Regions from separate parts of the Homo sapiens genome. Here region 1 is linked to region 2. The links are chromatin contacts, found by POLR2A ChIA-PET in ENCODE. All regions are on one chromosome and are shown on one strand. Each heading gives the region's core, a stretch centred on a gene start or an enhancer-like site at or near the end of the contact. The rest is flanking DNA. Distances are from core to core; before and after follow the strand shown.

What was found. ChIA-PET counts read pairs that join two places held with the same protein, here RNA polymerase II (POLR2A).
Region 1: POLR2A ChIA-PET joins it to region 2 with 11 read pairs in AG04449. The contact joins two enhancer-like sites. POLR2A ChIA-PET finds 5 or more read pairs at or near these places in 2 of 52 experiments (AG04449 and naive thymus-derived CD4-positive, alpha-beta T cell).

What each region holds. Positions count from the first base shown.
Region 1 is chr9:134,601,446-134,604,300 of GRCh38, forward strand. No RefSeq gene overlaps it. Among named protein-coding and RNA genes, the nearest start is that of COL5A1, 39 kb to the right of the region's middle. RefSeq lists enhancers at 864-1,776, 1,777-2,688. Within about 2 kb of position 1,251, at least 15 of the 41 ENCODE cell types and tissues checked have a DNase peak (open chromatin) inside an H3K27ac peak, as active enhancers do.
Region 2 is chr9:134,242,214-134,245,199 of GRCh38, forward strand. No RefSeq gene overlaps it. Among named protein-coding and RNA genes, the nearest start is that of LINC02247, 52 kb to the right of the region's middle. RefSeq lists an enhancer at 1,726-1,845. Within about 2 kb of position 1,723, at least 4 of the 41 ENCODE cell types and tissues checked have a DNase peak (open chromatin) inside an H3K27ac peak, as active enhancers do.

The DNA of each region.
Region 1 (2,855 bases), core at 1-2,500, 360 kb after region 2:
GATGCTTGTTTCCCAGCATAACCATGCCTGAGCTAGCAGATACAGGAAGGAAGTATTATCTCCCTAAAGAAATGAGTGAAGTGACAACTGAAGGCCACAAACCCACTTCGTGACAGGACAGAGTTGGAGTCCAGGTTTTCAGGCCCAGGCAGGACCCTGGATCCTATGGAGAAACTTGGCTGAGCTGCACTCATTTCTTATGGGAAACACGAAAACCTCATTCTTAGGGTTCACGTCCTCCTGAGAGGGAGAGAAAGTTCATTTACAAAGGAGCAGAATCAGCTTGGTCCCAAGATCTCTCTGCAGCATGAAATGAAATGCCACTGGAGCAACAACACTCCAGCACACACTGAAGGATAGAGAACGTGACTCTAAATTCCATGCCCAGCGAGCTGCCTGCAGTGGGTGATGGCCGCAGAAGGGCGTGCTCTCAGCGGCAGCACACCCTTCTGGAAAAATATCCCTGAGGGGTGCACTCCAGCTGTGCCAGAGAGCAAGATGTGAAGACTTGCAAAAGGAGGCCATGGGGTGAGAGGTGGTGGTGATGAATGACTTCCATGTGAAGTCTTGCAAATTTGCTTATAAAGTGGAAAAATGCATATATGTCCTCAGCAGGTCACGTGGGAGGAGAGCCTAATGGTGGACATTTCTAGAGTCGATGCAGGTCCTGTGGTTTATGCTGTTTAATGCTCTGGGACCTGGGGTGGAGGGGGGACTCCTTTGCTCTGTTGGGCCTCAATTTCTCTGTTTATAAAAAAAAAGTGGCCTTTGGTCTCTCTAAGTTCTCTGTCGCCAGATGACTGGGGGGTCCTTCCACTATTTGGTAATAAGACTCCCCCCCCACCAACTCCCAGCTCCTGGTGTCTCACCAACATTCTGGATGTTTGGGGTGATGGTAAAAGGGTTTGTGTGCCTGCTGAGGAACAGTTTTATTCTGGGGACTTGGGGACACTCGTAGAAATTGTTTGAGGCCCCTTAGAGAATTGTAGAACCAGGATGCAGAGGCTGTGTTTGTGGTTTGAGCTGGTCAACTGGAGGAATCCAGGTTTCTGGGAACGTTGACCAGTGACTAAGTCCCATCCTTAGCTTGATGGCCCCCACCCCCACCCTGTCCCCAGATAGTGCCTATGGGGAAGCCTCGGGAAGGAACACTGCCCTTCCCCCTGCCCCGACACCACATCTGGGATGAGCCCCAAACCTCAGTTGGCTTTGATGCTGCAACTTTTTCCAAACCCTGAGCATGATTCACAGCCCAGACCGGCAGTGGAATTTCTGCAAACAGAGCCGGGGGCTCCGTCTGCGCTCTTGAGAGGTCCGCAGCTCCCACCTTCGGAATGGCCCGAGAAAGAGACTGGGAACGCGCGAGCCACATTCTTCCTGGATGAAACACTGGCCTTATCAGGAGGAAGTAATGACAAATGGCCTGAGCAGCTCCCAGCCAGGGGGCTGGCTCTTCTTAAATTTGCTTAGATGGATTTTCTTTGATGAGCCCAGCAATTATGGGAACCCGCAGGCCTGCTCAAGGCCTGCATCATTGCCATTTCCTGACAAAGACTGGATCATCCGTCCTTCCCATCACCGCCCCTTTCTTCTTGGAGGAAAAGCCTGCTGGTGTGGTGCGAGGATGGCGGGTGTTCCACCCTGCCCTGGGCCACCAACACCACGGCCAGGGCGGCCCCCCTGCAAGCACCGAGGGGGTCAGCTCCGTGTTCTGGCAGAGCCAGGAGAGAAACGAGGAACTCTTGTCTGGTTAATTGCTATGTGTATATATGACGATAAAGGCATGTCGGCCGGGCGCGGTGGCTCATGCCTGTGATTCCAGCACTTTGGGAGGCCGAGGCGGGCGGATCACAAGGTCAGAGATGGAGACCATCCTGGCCAACATGATGAAACCCCGTCTCTACTAAAAACAATACAAAAAATTAGCCGGGTGTGGTGGCGGGCGCCTGTAGTCCCAGCTACTAGGGAGGCTGAGGCAGGAGAATGGCGTGAACCCAGGAGGTGGAGCTTGCAGTGAGCCGAGACCACGCCACTGCACTCCAGCCTGGGCGACAGACTGAGACTCTGTTTCAAAAAAAAAAAAAAAAAAAAAAAAAAAGACATGTCGTGTTATCTGGTGCCTTTCACCTGGCAGGCAGGGCATCGTGGGCCAGCGCAAGGGCACCACACTCTGGCCCAGAGCACAGCGAGGCTACAGAGAAGCAGTGGCCTCCTCGGGCCTCCAGCGCCCAGGGAACAACAAGGCCACCATTGTAAAGGGTACAGAAGGTCAACTTTCCAAGTCTAGGCACAGAGGGCCACAGGGAGAGAGACCCAGAAGGGATGAGATGGGGGGAATGTCCTTGTGGGAATGTGAGTGTGGCTGGGATTCTGCTGAGCGCACAAAGGCAGACACAACGCAGTGGACTTGAACGGGCATCCCCCAGTGATAAAAGCCGTTGTCCCCCAAGTGATGTTCCTTGAGGTTAGACGGAGCCAGCCTCATGTTATAGGCCTGATATAGACCTGGGGCACAGTGGACACTGGATGGGTGTTTGAATGCATGAAGAAGTAAAAAGAAGAAAAAAGGAAAGAAAGAGAAAAAAAGAAAGAATGAAAGAAAGAAAAGAAGGAAGGAAGGAGAGAGAAAGGAAGGAAGGAAGGAAAGAAAGAAAAAAAGAAAGAGAGAGAGAAAGAAACAAAGGTAGGGAGGGAGGGAGGGAGGGGAAAGAACGGAAAAGGGAGGGAAAAATAAGAAGGGAAAGGGAGGGGAAGAAAAGAAGGTGGGGGAGAATTTTCACTGGCAATGTGGTTCCCTCTCTCTCCTTCTCCATAGCTCCCTCCCCTCATGGCCTTCTTGGTGTTCCCAAGCTCCC
Region 2 (2,986 bases), core at 473-2,972:
CAGAGGCCGCCCCTGCCAGAGCTGGTGCCTGAAGCAGAGATGTGGGCAGATACCTGGGCCTCCCACCCTCCCACCCTCCCAGTCCCGGCCAGAGCCTCTCAGGGTCAGAACACAACAAGAACCTGGAAATGAACTTTGCTGGGCCAGTGCCCCACGCTACTGAGCAGAGCAGGGAAAGTGCAGAGGGATCTGGGGTTCAGCAGACAGAGCCCTGCCGCCCCCAGCGATCAAGGTCCTTGCAGAAAAGAGGCAGAATCAGGGCTCAGAGAGAGAAAGGACAAATCAAGCTCACACAGCCAGGGAGAACTGCGATTGGAATCCGGGGCTCCCGCCTCCTCTAGCCTAAAGATGCTGACTACTTTCTTGGTCACAGACCACGGTGGGGATATGATGCAAGCCGCAGGCCCTCTTCCTGGAAAAATGCGTGCAGGTAAATACTTAGTGCACAATCTCAAGAGATTCAAAGACTCCTTGCAGCCCAGTCTAGGACCCCAGGCGAAGGTCTCTTCAGTGGCTCTTGAGTCAGTTCTGCCCAGAGATCAGAGCCACTAGAGTTCTGCCTAGAGTCAGGCGAGACTAGAGAACTGGGGTCCCGTGGGCCCCGCCTGCACCCCTTTGGAGGAAGGCAGCCAGGCCGAAGCAATCGGGTTCATAGTGGGGTCTTGGGAAGGGCCTGGCTCTGTGCTTTCTCACACGTTGAGCGCTGACGGCACACGCCTGTCTGATGATGGCTGGTCCAGGCTGCAGCATCTCTGTGGCTCACGGCTCCGTGCTGCCCCTTCTGCGCCTTCCTCGCCGTGGTGGCTGTCGGGTCCCTTACGTTTCAGGGACCATCCTGAAAATAAACAGCATGGGAGAAATCTTCCTGCAGGGAGCCAGGAGGACGCAGCGGCTCAGGGATTCAGGCATGCCAGAGCTCAAATCCCGAGTGTCACTTCCCAACGGGGCCTCCTAGACCCTCCCCCTGGACTTGCTGTGAGGGAGACAGGAGAGCTGTGTAAAGCCCAGCAGGCGCTGGCTGATGCGTGGACCATGGCGACCATTGCTGCAATTTTTTTATAATCAGAAATATAGGCTGGGCGCGGTGGCTCATGCCTGTAATCCTAGCACTTTGGGAGGCTGAGGCGGGCAGATCACTTGAGGCCAGGAGTTTGAGACCAGCCTGGCCAACATGGCGAAAACCCATCTCTACTAAAAATACAAAAAAAAATCCAGGCATGGTGGCGGCGTGTGCCTGTTATCCCAGCTACTCAGGAAGCTGAGGCAGGAGAATCACTGGAACTCGGGAGGCGGAGGTTGCAGTGAGCCAAGATCATGCCACTGCACTCCAGCCTGGGTGACAGAGCAAGAGTCTGTCTCAAAAAAAAAAAAAAAAAGAAATAAAGAAGTTGGATGAGCGTCACCTCCACACTCCAATCTTGCGTGTTGACATCTTACCTTTGGGATGCCTTTACAAATAAAATACTTGGTAAAAGTGTCTTGTATTTGGACTCTGTAGTGCTGAACATAGTGTGCGTATGTGTGTGTGTGTGTGTGTGTGTGTATATATATATATATAAAATGCCAATATAGTTAATTAAAATACCACTTAATGACTATTGCTTCTGGCTGTTATGAAGTAGCCAGCATAGATCACTACGTAGACAAGCTGGGTAAAATACGAATGCTCTTTTTGAAGACACTGGTGAGCAGCTGAGCCAATCGGGACTCAAAGGGCTGAGATCTCAGCAAAAGGGGAACCGCGGAGAGATGAGCCAACGCTGTTGCTCGCTTTTCATTCAGGGGATTTCCCAACTCCTGCTGCAAGACAAGAGACCATAAACACCCGTGAAGAGGAAGGGAAGCCAGCGGAGTTTCACAGGGCTGACACTGGAGTTTGGACCTGTCAAGGTAGCCAAAAATTGAGTGGCGATCTGAAGATCCTGGGGAGAAAGGTGGTGAAAATAAGTGAGTTTGATGCTCAGAGGTTTCCCTTCTAGCTGTTTGGTGGATGAACGTGTGCAGAGCAAGAAGCTAAGAAGCCCAGAAGAAAGCTACTGAGGTGTCAGAATTTCTAGAGTGTCAGGTAGCCCAGAATGAGAGCTTAGGACTTGCCAAGGAGGAGAAGCTCTAGAAGACGCTCCAGGCTCTCAGCCGGGATGCCAGGAAGCTTAATCGCTATGAAAGGGAACCAGAGGTATAGCCAAGCCTTCACAAATGTCAAGGAAAACCAAGAAACAGGACCCAGAGAAAAAAAATGATGACAGCAACAGCCCCACAGACTGCTCAGCTATTGGTAGCATCACAGATGGGCTTTCAAATTATTATTCGAGCAAATGGATGATAAAACAGAGAATTTTGCTAGACAACTGGAATCTATTACAAAATGGAAATTCTAGAAAAATGCAATGATTAAAATTAGAAACTTAATAGACAGGCTTAACAGTAGGCTAGGAAATAGAGTTTTAATAAAGTGAAATGATAAGTCAGGAAAAAAACTAGGAAGAAACAGAGTGAGTAGAAAAGGATAAGAAACAGACAGAGCATGCCATACACATGGGGTCTGGGGAGCAGCTCCATCATGCAGGTAACAGGAATTTTAGGAGGGAGAGAGAGAGAAAGAGAAAGAGAGAGGATAGGGAAAAAGCAATGTTTGAAGATAGAATGGCTGAGGATTTTCCAAAATCGATGAAAGAAAACAAACCCCAGATAGAAGCTCTCCACAGGCTAAGCAGGCTAGGTCCAGGGAGAAGCCACCTAGGCATATTATGGTAAAACTACTGTAATCCAAATACAGAAATCTTAAAAGTAGCTGGAGGTAAAGACAAATAGACAAATTACCTTCAAGGGGACAATAAGATTATTTTTCAGCAGAAATGATGGGCTCCAGAAGACAAGGGAGCAACGTGTTTACGGTGCTGGAAGAAAAGAGCTGTCACTCCAGAGTTCTAGACCCAGAGAGGAAGGACATCCTTCAGATACCAAGGAGACTCATCTCAGATCAGAG